Linked DNA regions of Homo sapiens: region 1 is linked to region 2. The links are chromatin loops, found by intact Hi-C in ENCODE. Cell type or tissue: CD14-positive monocyte. All regions are shown on one strand. Each heading gives the region's core, and the rest is flanking DNA. Links, peaks and the distances in the headings are about the cores only.

The links. Hi-C counts contacts between places; a loop is a spot of excess contacts. Peaks named below come from ENCODE experiments on the same cell type or tissue, not always from the same donor. Only the 100,000 strongest peaks of a DNase experiment are listed, where the experiment ranks them.
Region 1: a loop joins it to region 2, with 2.1 times the contacts of the local background. A loop is called at or near these places in 2 of 110 quality-filtered maps.

Annotation. Positions count from the first base shown.
Region 1 is chr16:88,588,833-88,594,204 of GRCh38, forward strand. The region is part of intron 3 of ZC3H18 (zinc finger CCCH-type containing 18); the gene reads left to right. Among named protein-coding and RNA genes, the nearest start is that of ZC3H18, 21 kb to the left of the region's middle. RefSeq lists enhancers at 689-983, 2,879-3,128. In CD14-positive monocyte, for the core only: no CTCF peak of the experiment used is centred there; a DNase peak (open chromatin) is centred at 2,989; H3K27ac peaks cover 982 bases.
Region 2 is chr16:88,682,349-88,687,720 of GRCh38, forward strand. It overlaps SNAI3 (snail family transcriptional repressor 3), which reads right to left and starts at 4,159. Exons shown (of 3, transcript NM_178310.4): 1 at 3,983-4,159. The coding sequence starts at 4,058. SNAI3-AS1 (SNAI3 antisense RNA 1) reads left to right here. Exons shown (of 4, transcript NR_024399.1): 4 at 4,443-4,838. RefSeq lists an enhancer at 52-311 and silencers at 3,770-3,929, 3,980-4,439. In CD14-positive monocyte, for the core only: CTCF peaks have their summits at 3,016 (motif pointing left) and 3,218; DNase peaks (open chromatin) are centred at 2,893, 4,343 and 4,823; H3K4me3 peaks cover 3,375 bases; H3K27ac peaks cover 2,104 bases.

The sequences.
Region 1 (5,372 bases), core at 149-5,148, 94 kb before region 2:
GCCATGATCGTGCCACTGTACTCCAGCCTGGGCGACAGTGAGACTCAGTCTCTTGAAAAAAAAAAAGTCAGAAGCTAGATAAGGCAGCATTTTTGCGGCTTAATCAGGTGTTATCAATAACTCATTTCAGAAGTGTTTTTATTCTGTAGAGTGAGGTGATACGGTACAGAGGAAGTGGCTGATTCTTACCGTTTTCTAGATCATGTCTTCTGCTGCTGCTTTGTTATGAGAAATTTGGACTTAAATGTTTCTGCCTACCTGCAGTTTATATGAAATTGAAATTCTTCAGTTTATGATCTCTCCAATAACAACAAGTTATTTTAAAAACAAAATGAAGTTTGTTGTGTTGGCAAGGATATGGAGATGTTGGAGCCCTCATTCACTGCTCGTGAGAGGGTAAAACGGTGCAGCTGCTTTAGGAAACAGTTCCTCAGAAGCTCCCGGGTACCCACTGTATGACCCAGCAGTTCCACTGCAGGTATGCAGCCAAGAGAAACGGACGTGTGCATTTATGTGAAAGCTTGTGCATTAATGTTCACAGCAGCATAATTTCCAGTAACCAAAGAGAAACAACCCAGGTACCCAAAAAGTGAGGAATGGATAAACAAGTGTGGCCTGTCCATGCAGTGGAATGCTACTTGGCCATAAAGGGAATGAAGCACTGGCTCATGCCACAATGTGGACAAACTTTGAAGACGTGCTGAGTGACAGAAGGGAGCACAGAAGGCCACAGGTCCACAGAGACAGAAAGCAGATTGTGACTCACGCCGCAACGTGGACGAGCCTTGAAGACGTGCTGAGTGACAGAAGGGAGCACGGAAGGCCACAGATCCACAGAGACAGAAAGTAGATTGTGACTCATGCCACAATGTGGACGAGCCTTAAAGACGTGCTGAGTGACAGAAGGGAGCACAGAAGGCCACAGATCCACAGAGACGGAAAGTAGATTGATTCCTCGTTGCCTGGACTGGGGGTGGAGAGTGATAGCTAGTGAGTACAGGATTTCCTCTTTGGGGTGATGGAATGTTCTAGAACTAGCTAGTGGTGATGCTTACACAACTTTGTGAATATACTGCAAACCAGTGAATTGTACACATTAAATGGGAGTATTTTATGTTATGTGAATTGTGTCACAATTAGAAAATTCTTTTCTTAGAAAAAAGTCGGTGGCTGGGCATGGTAGCTCATACCTGGAATCCTAGCACTTTGGGAAGCTGAATGGGGAGGATCACTTGAGCCCAGGAGTTAGAGACCAGCCTGGGCAACATTGCAAGAGCTCATCTTTCTTTTTTAAATTACTTGTAGAGATGGGATCTCACTATATTGCTCAGGCTGGTCTCAAATACTAGGCTCAAGCAATCCTTCCACCTCAGCCTCCCAGAGTATGGGGATGACAGGCATGAGCCACTGCTCAGGCCTCTCTTAGCTTTATCTCCGACACGTTGTGATATAGAGATTAATCATTTAATCGCTTAGTGGACACATTGAGATTTGTGACCAAATGACAGCAAAATGCACTGGGAACACACCTTGCTCACATTTTAGAGATCAGTGCTTTGTGTACGCCTGCCCGGCTCCACAGCACATACACTACAACTGGAGCTGTACTTCTTCATGGGATGTTTTTATCTCTCGTGGGCCTGTGTTGGATCATCAGGACACAAAGTTCTGTCCACAGAGGAGTAAGTAGCATCTTCTTTAAACTGTGTCCCACTTTGGGTTTCTTTATTTCTTTTTTTTTTTTTTTTGAGACAGTGTCTCGCTCTGTCACCCGGGCTGGAGTGCAATGGTGAGATCTCGGCTCGTTGGAACCTCCACCTGGGTTCAAGCTATTCTTCTGTCTCAGACTCCCGAGTAGCTGCGATTACAGGCATCTGCCACCACCCCCAACTCATTTTTGTATTTTTAGCAGACATGGGGTTTCATCATGTTGGCCAGGCTGGTCTCGAACCCCTGACCTCAGGTGATCCGCTCACCTCAGCCTCCCAGAGTGCTGGGATTACAGGTGTGAGCCACCACACCCGGCCCCTACTTTGGGCTTCTGATTTATCCCTCAGTGAACAAGCATCCCAGTCCATTTTTTGGGTCTGATCTCCTTGGCTGTGCTCCCCCTAATTTTTTAAAATTGTGGTGGAATACTTTTTTTTTTTTTTTTTGAGATGGAGTCTTGCTCTGTCACCCAGGCTGGAGTGCAGTGGCACCATCTCGGCTCACTGCAAGCTCTGCCTCCTGGGTTCACGCCATTCTCCTGCCTCAGCCTCCTGAGTAGTTGGAACTACAGGCGCCCGCCACCACGCCCAGGTAATTTTTGTAGTTTTTGGTAGAGACGGAGTTTCACTGTGTTAGCCAGGATGGTCCCGATCTCCTGACCTCGTGATCTGCCCTCCTCGGCCTCCCAAAGTGCTGGGATTACAGGCGTGAGTCACTGCACCTGGCCTTCTGTCTTTTTAAGACTGAATAATAGGTGCGGTGGCTGATGCCTGTAATCATAGCACTTTGGGAGGCCGAGGTGGGTGGATCACTCAAGGTTAGGAGTTCGAGACCAGACTGCTCAACATGGTGAAACCCTGTCTCTACTAAAAATACAAAATTAGCTGGGGGTGGTAGAGCACACCTCTAATTCCAGCTATTTGGGAGGCCAAAGCAGGAGAATCGCTTGAACCCAGTAGGTGGAGGTTGCAGTGAGCCAAGATCACACCACTGCACTCCAGCCTGGGCAACAGAACGAGACTCCGTCTCCAAAAAAAAAAAAAAAGATTGACCAATATTTGTTAGTGTGGAGCAGCTGCATTGGGTGTTTCCCTCATCTGTGGGTGGACACTTGGGTGGTTTCCACCTCTAGGCAATTGTGAATAGAGCTGCTGTGAACGTGGGCGTAAAAATCTCTTCAGACCCTGCTTTCAGCTCTTTCGCATGTGCCTGGCAGTGGAGTTGCTGATGACCTGGTGGTTGTGTGTTTCATCTTTTGTGGAACTGCTGGCAGCGGAGTTTCTGATGACGTGGTGGTTGTGTGTTTCATCTTTTGAGGAACCGCTGGCAGTGGAGTTGCTGATGACCTGGTGGTTGTGTGTTTCATCTTTTGAGGAACCGCTGGCAGCGGAGTTTCTGATGACCTGGTGGTTGTATGTTTCATCTTTTGAGGAACCGCTGGCAGCGGAGTTGCTGATGACCTGGTGGTTGTGTGTTTCATCTTTTGCGGAGCCGCTGGCAGTGGAGTTGCTGATGACCTGGTGGTTGTATGTTTCATGTTTTGAGGAGCCGCCAAGCTGTCTTCCACAGTGGCTGTGCCATTTTACTTTCCCACCAGTGGTGTGGGGGCTTCCAGTTTCTCCACGTCCTCACCATTACTCTGTTCTCTGTTTTTTTTTGATAGTAGCCATTTCAGTGGGTAGGAGGTAATATCTTACTGGGTTTTGATCTGCCTTTCCTGAAGATGGGTGGTGGGGTGTCTTTTTTCATGTGCTTAATAGGTCATTTGTGTATCTTCTTGGAGAAATGTCTTTTGCTCAGTTTTGAATCCTTGCAAAACTGTGTTTAAAGCAGCAGGTCTGAGTGTCATCTGTGAACCCCTGGGAGTCCTTGAGACCCTTTCAGGGGACCCTGAGGTCAAAACTATATTTATTTATTTTTCTTTTTCTTTCATTTTATTTTACTTTTGTGAGATACAGTCTCCCTCTGTTGCCCAGGCTGGAGTGCAATGGCGTGATCTCAGCTCACTTGCAACCTCCACCTCCCGGGTTCAAACGATTCTCCTGCCTCAGCCTCCCGAGTAGCTGAGATTACAGGCGCATGCCACCATGCCTGGCTAATTTTTGTATTTTAGTAGTGGCTAAATTTTGTGTTTCAGTTGGTCAGGCTGGTCTCGAACTCCTGACCTCAAATGATCCGACCGCCTTGGCCTCCCAAATCGAAACTATATTTATAATAACAGTAAGGCTGAGCCAGGCATTCACCATGCACTGGCATTTCGAATGCCACTTTACTTCATGTCTGTGCTGTAGTAGTAAGAACTGTAATTTAATTAAATCTTACACTTGTGTACAGATGTATTATTTATTTTTATTATTCGTAAGTTCTTTTTAAAAAACTTTATTAAAGTAATATTTATGTGCCATGAAATTGACCCATTTTAAGTGTACAGTTCCATGATTATATAAGCATATCCCTATGATAAAGTTTAATTTATAAGTTACGCACAGTAAGAGATTAACAACAATAGCCAATCATAAAATAGAGCAATTGTAATAAAAATGTGAATGTGATCTCTCAAAAGAGCTCACTTTACTGCACTCAGCCACTCAGCCATCTGATGACGTGGGATGAAATATGCTCGCATGATGACACGGAGGCCCTGCCACTTAGCATTGGGCCCCCCTTGACCTCCTGCCAATGCGTCAGAAGGAAGGTCACCTGCCCCCAGTGATCCTGGGTCACTGAGCCACAGTGAGCACAGCACCGCCGTACCCCCAACGGTTGTTGGCCAAGAGGGCTGCTAAGTGACTAGTGGGCAGTTAGCGTCGTGGACAGCTTGCATCTGCTGGACAAAGGGATGATTCGTGTCCCAGGTGGGGCAGAGGAGGTCGGCACAAGATTTCATCACGCTGCTCAGCACAGAACATCATTTAAAACTTAGGAATTATTTTTGGAATTTTCGATTTAGTATTTTCAGACGCAGGTAACTGAAACTGTGGAAAGCCAGAAAGCAGAGCTTCTGTGTGTGTCTCAGTACTCAGCGTGGTGGAGTGGCAGCGTGGGTAGAGCCCCTGCCGGCACCCAAGTCCAGCGGCCTCAAGGGGCAGCACGTGCAAGGCTGGAGCTGCGGCTGACCCTGTGCGCTCTCCGTGGAGCACACATTGATGAGAAAGACTGGCAGACATGCCAGGGAATGCAGATCCGGGTCCTGGCAGGAACAAAGTGAGCCTGTGGCTTCAAGGAGAACAACGGACAGTGTTAGCAGTATTAAAATTGGAGCTTTCAGTTGAAAATTGGACTTTTGTGTGCTCACCAGCTTCTCAGTGTGTCAGGACTTTCTCAGGTGACCATTGCAGGATGTCACAGAATCATGCCTGGGTAAAAGACCCATTCAAAGTTCAAGATAGACCAATGGATTTCAGAAGAACCAAGTTGGAAAAGTGTGGTGATAGGGTTCAATTGCAGCTCGCTGTAAGGAGCCTTCCCTTGCTGAGTGCGGTGTCAGGGAGAAGCTCTGAGCACACTGAAAAGGCTTTTAGATGCCCCTCCCTCTCTAGCTGCATCTCTTCCTGGGGCTGTAATGTCCTCTCCTGCTTGAGCCACAGCGGCCCTTCATGGTCGATCGCATGCAGATGGGAGGCCAGGGGTTTTCCAGGGTCAGCATTCAAGAGATTCGCAAA
Region 2 (5,372 bases), core at 319-5,318:
TCTGGCCTGGGCTTTCAGAATTACCCCGGCTGGGCTCCTCCCCAGGACGGTGTTTCCTCTATCTGGGGGCTGGCACACTGCACACCACATGGGTGATCCATGTAAGGGCAGCAGCCCCCAGATAAACAGGTTAGTCTGCAGGTAAGAGTTAAACTCTGTATGTCCCCAAAGCCAAAATCTCCCAACAGCCCTCAATCCCTTTCTTACTCTATATGTGTTAAAATGGATCTCTGGCTCTGTTTCTACCTCCATGCTGAGGCTTTGGGTAGAGACAGACAACCCATAGAATAGGAGAAAATATTTGCAAATCAGACTTCTGATCAGGAATAGCATCTAGAACACTAGAACATATAAAGGATGTTAGCAAGTCGACAATAAAAAGACAAATAATACAATTTTAATATGGGCAAGGGATTTTTTTTTTTTTTTTTTTTTTTTTTTTTTAGAGACGGAGTCTCGCTCTGTTGCCAGGCTGGAGTGCAGTGGCGTGATCTCGGTTCACTGTAACCTCCACCTCCTGGGTTCAAGCGATTCTCCTGCCTCAGCCTCCTGCGTAGCTGGGAGTACAGGCGCCTGCCACCACGCCCGGCTAATTTTTTTGTATTTTTTTTGTAGAGACAGGATTTCACTGTGTTAGCCAGAATGGTCTCGATCTCCTGACCTCGTGATCCACCCTCCTTGGCCTCCCAAAGTGCTGGGATCACAGGCGTGAGCCACCGCACCTGGCCCCCCACCCTTTTTTTTTTTTTTTTTTTGAGACAGAGTCTTGCTCTGTCTCCCAGGCTGGAGTGCAGTGGCGTGAAATCGGCTCACTGCAACCTGCAACCTCCACCTCCCAGGTCCAAATGATTTTCCTGCCTCAGACTCCCAAGTAGCTGGGACTACAGGTGTGCGCCACCATGCCTGGCTAATTTTTTTTTTCCCCCAGATGGAGTCTCGCTCTGTCACCCAGGCTGGAGTGCGATGGCACGATCTGGGCTCATTGCAACCTCTGCCTCCCTGGTTCAAGCAATTCTCCTGCCTCAGCCTCCCAAGTAGCTGGGATTACAGGCATGCGCCACCACGCCTGGCTTATTTTTGTATTCTTAGTAGAGACAGGGTTTTACCATGTTGGCCAGGCTGGTCTCGAACTCTTGACCTTGTGATCCGCCTGCATCAGCCTCCCAAAGTACTGGGATTACAGGCATAAGCCACTGCGCCTGGCCTTTTTTTTTTTTTTTTTTTTTGAGCTGGAGTCTCACTCTTGTCGCCCAGGCTGGAGTGCAATGGCGTGATCTCAGCTCACTGCAACCTCCGCCTCCCAGGTTCAAACAATTCTCCTGCCTCAGCCTCCTGATAGCTGGGATTACAGACACCTGCCACCATGCCCAGCTAATTTTTGTATGTTTAGTAGACGCGGGTTTTTGCCACATTGGCCAGACTCGTCTCAAACTCCTGGCCTCAAGGGATCTGCCCACCTCAGCCTCCCAAAGTGCTGGATTACAAGTGTGAGCCACTGCGCCCGGCCTGGGCAAGGGATCTGAATAACTATTTCTCCAAAGACGATACACAAATGGCCAATGAACACATGCAAAGATGCTCAATGCCATCAGGGAAGCCCAAATCGCAATCACAATGAGATGCTCACACCCAGTAGAACTGAAAAAAATTGACAATAACCAGTGCTGTGAGGATGAGGAGGAATAGGGGATTCAAAGGAACGCCTCCCATCTGCCACTCTCTCCTGACCTGACCTCCTCCCACCCTCAGTTTTCCTAATTACAGAGTCATCAGGTTTCTGTCCACCCAGAAGTGACGGCAATGACAGGCTAAGAGGCAGCGTCCAAGAGAGTTCTGGGGAGACAGCACTGGGGGAGCCCCAGGTTTCCCGGCTTTGCTGGGGCCTCTCTGCAGGAAAAAGTCACCATTTCTTTTTTCCATCTCTAAGACATGGCCACCTTTCTGCCTCCAGGTATTGTCACAGAGCCAGGACCCTGTTTGTGGGCCCAGTGGCTGAGCCCAGAGGCAGGACGGGGCAAGAGACAGTCTCGCCCCGTCAGGCTGACCATGTGTTTCTGCTGGGATTTTAAATGCTTTCCCCATACTCTCTGGGTTTTGCTTGCCTTTTTATTCATGCTGCGGTCCAGATCCTGGGGAGAAGACACTGTTTTGTTTTGTTTTGTTTTGAGACAGAGTCTCGCTCTGTCGCCCAGGTTGGAGTGCAGGGGCGCGATCGTGGCTCACTGCAACCTCCATCTCCCGGGTTCAAGTGATTCTCCTACCTCAGCCTCCTGAGTATCTGGGATTATAGGCACCCGCCAGCACACCGGGGTAACTTCTGTATTTTTAGTAGGGACGGGGTTTCGCCATGTTGGCTGGTTTCGAACTCCTGACCTCAAGTGATCTGCCGTCCTCGACCTCCCAAAGTGCTGAGATTACAGGCATGAGCCGCCACACCCAGCTGAAGAGACTGTTTAAGTACCTTGCTGGCTTCAGGGGTTCCCTGGGGAGCCATAGGAGCCATTTATTTAAAAGGAGAGATTGAGGGGCCCCAAATCCCAGCACCTCAGGTCTATCCTGGGGTAACATCTTGGCAGAAAGTTGCCAGGGCCCCCTGGCTGTCAGAAAGCCAGGCAGCTGGGGCTACAGTGAGGAGGGGAGCGGGGGCGGGGAGCAGAGAGCACTGCGGGGCAGCACGGCTACTCACGACAGTTGCCCACTGGGCCCAGCACAGCTACCCAGATTTGCACACTGGGATGGACCCTAAGCAACACTTTGAAACTTGCAACTATTACCCATGTAAATTCCGCACACATGTGTAGTCACATGCGCATCCACATACACATAACAGAAGCCAGTGTCCTTCACCATGAGCCAGGCACTCCGGCAGTTTCTGCTCTATTTTATTTTACAAAATTGCTGGGGGTGACTGATGAAACTGATTTCAAAATGCACATTTGAAAAGCATGGTCCTAGCTGGCACCCCCTGGTGGCAGCCCGGGCCTCGGGTGTGGGTCCAGGTGGGATCCCCCCCATCCCCAACTCTGGGTTCTGAGCTGGGATAAAGGCCTCTTGGCGGTGTTGCTGGGGGCCACAGCCCCAACAGCGCCCTTCCTGCTCTCCCCCACCGGCCACAGAGCGTGAGTCCCGACCACCGCGTCCGCCGGCGCCCCTCAGTGGGCCTTTGTCCCAAGAAGCTGCCAAGCCAGGTGGGGACTGCTCTCACCGCCCGTGTGGCAGGCTGTCCTCTGAAGGACAGAGTCCTCTTCTCTCGTGTCCCTAAGCCTAGCAGGCAGTGGGAATGAACGGGCAGCCCGGTTGCTGGGCACCCATCTCCCCAGCCTAGCCGGTGTGTGGAGGATTGCAGCCCTTTAGCCCAGCCTGCCCAGGCAAGCCTGCCGGGGTGAGCAGGAGGGCTTCTGGGGTGAAGGGAGGTGGGGGAGGGAGGGAGACCACGGGCGGAGGCTCACCTGAACTGAATGCAGGAGGGGCAGTGCCTTTGCACCAGAAAGAGCCCATGTGTCCTTCTCACCATCCCCTGTGCTTACACCCCCAGTCAGCATGCTCCGGGGGTCCCTGAGCCGGGCCGCCCCAGACGGCCCTCCTTCCCTCCCACCCACCACCCCGCGACCCCTCCCAAACGTGTGCGCCAGGAAGATGACTCCAGGGTGCCTTTAGCTGGGGCTGTAGTGGTTGGGACGGGCGGCTGTATATCAGGGGTGAGTTCCAGGGAGACTTGGGGGCTTAGAAAACTTAGAAAACTTCTCCAAGTTGGGAGAGAATCCCGCCCGCCCTGCCGGAGGCGGGGCTCAGTGCCCTGAAGTGGAGGCGCCCGTGGGCCACCTCCCTCCCTGCAGCCGCAGCCGCTGCGCAGAGGCGCTGGCTCCTTCTCCTCCCACCTGGGACAGGTGTCTCCCCAGCCCCCGCTCCCAGGGGCCTCTCTCTCTCTCCCGCCCCTCAGGGTCGAGTCCCGGCAGGGGCTCGGGGATCGGGTAGTCAGTACCTCTCTGCGTCTCCAGCCGCCGGTAGTTGGGGACCCTGTGGCTGGAGTGCGTTTTCACCAGGAAGGAGCGCGGCATGTTCCCCTCCCGGGCGGCAGGCCGGGGTGGGCTGGGGCGGGAGGGGCGCGCCTGGGTCCGGACTGCTGCGTCCGCCGGCGCTTGAAGGGGTCAGGCTCATTAGCATAGCGCGCCGCCTCCGCCAACCAGCGCCCGGCGCGAGTGGGGCGGGGCCACGGGGGCGGAACTGAGGGCGAGGCGGGGTCTCGGGCAACACGCCCAGGACAGGTGCGCGGGCGGGACGGGGCGGGGAGCGCGTGGCCGCCGGTGTCCTCCCCACGGGAATTCTCTGGCGTGCGCGCCGCCGAGTCACACACCGACCCGTCGGGCCTGGCCACCCACTCGCCGTGAGTGAAGGGCAGAGTTCAAAGCTGTGTGGAAACCGAGCGAGAATCTCTTCCACAGAATGTGGAAGCGTCGGCCGAGCGCGGTCCTTGGAGAACCCTTGCTGCGGAGAATGACGCTCACTCTGCGGCCTGGCCTCGCCTCCCCATCCCTTCTGCAAACTCACAGGACAGGATTGATGGGGAGAGCCCAGGCGAAACGAAGCTGACCCTAGTGACCAGCCCTACTGGCGGCTCTGGAACAGGCCCGGGACCGGTGGCCTGGAGACAGTGGTCCTTTCTGGATGGGCTGCAGTCTCCGAAGGCTTCCCCCACTGGAGTCAGCCCTTTAGGAGTTTGTCCAGTGCCTCCAGAAAGCTGTTTTTTGGGGGACGGAGGACTTGGCCTGGAATTCTGGAATTCCCAGGGGGTCAGACATGGTTATGGGAAGTTTAATAAAACCGGTGAATCACGTGAATTCTGCAACAGCTGCACGTGTGACCTGGGCAATCCGTTTCCCTCCTTTGTGGTCCTGTAGAGCCCTCAGGGTCATAAAAAGCTGGGAGCCGCTGTGTCCAGTGTCTGGGTCTCTTTTGACATGGACATTTCATAACGTTGGGGGCCAGGTGGGGCCGTCTCTGGGCTGGCGTGCACACAGGGTGTCCCTGGCTGTGCCGCCGGCCTGCCTCCCCAGCAGGGCTTCCACCTCAGAGCTGGGTGGCCTTTGCCCCCTGTGGGCCGGGGGTGGAGAAGGTGGGGGGTGGTGAGTCCATGGAAGCTCTGAGGGACAGACAGCAGGGAGGAGGGCCGTGCCACACCAGCATCCCACGTCCCACATCACACGTCCAGGGTGTGAAAAGCTGGGCTAGTATCAGCCCCACTTTGCCAATGAAAAAAAACTAGGCTGTGAGTCTGGGCTCAGCAGCTCACGCCTGTAATCCCAGCACTGTGGGAGGCTGAGACAAGAGGACTGCTTGAGCCCAGGAGTTTGAGACCAGCCTGAAAAACAACA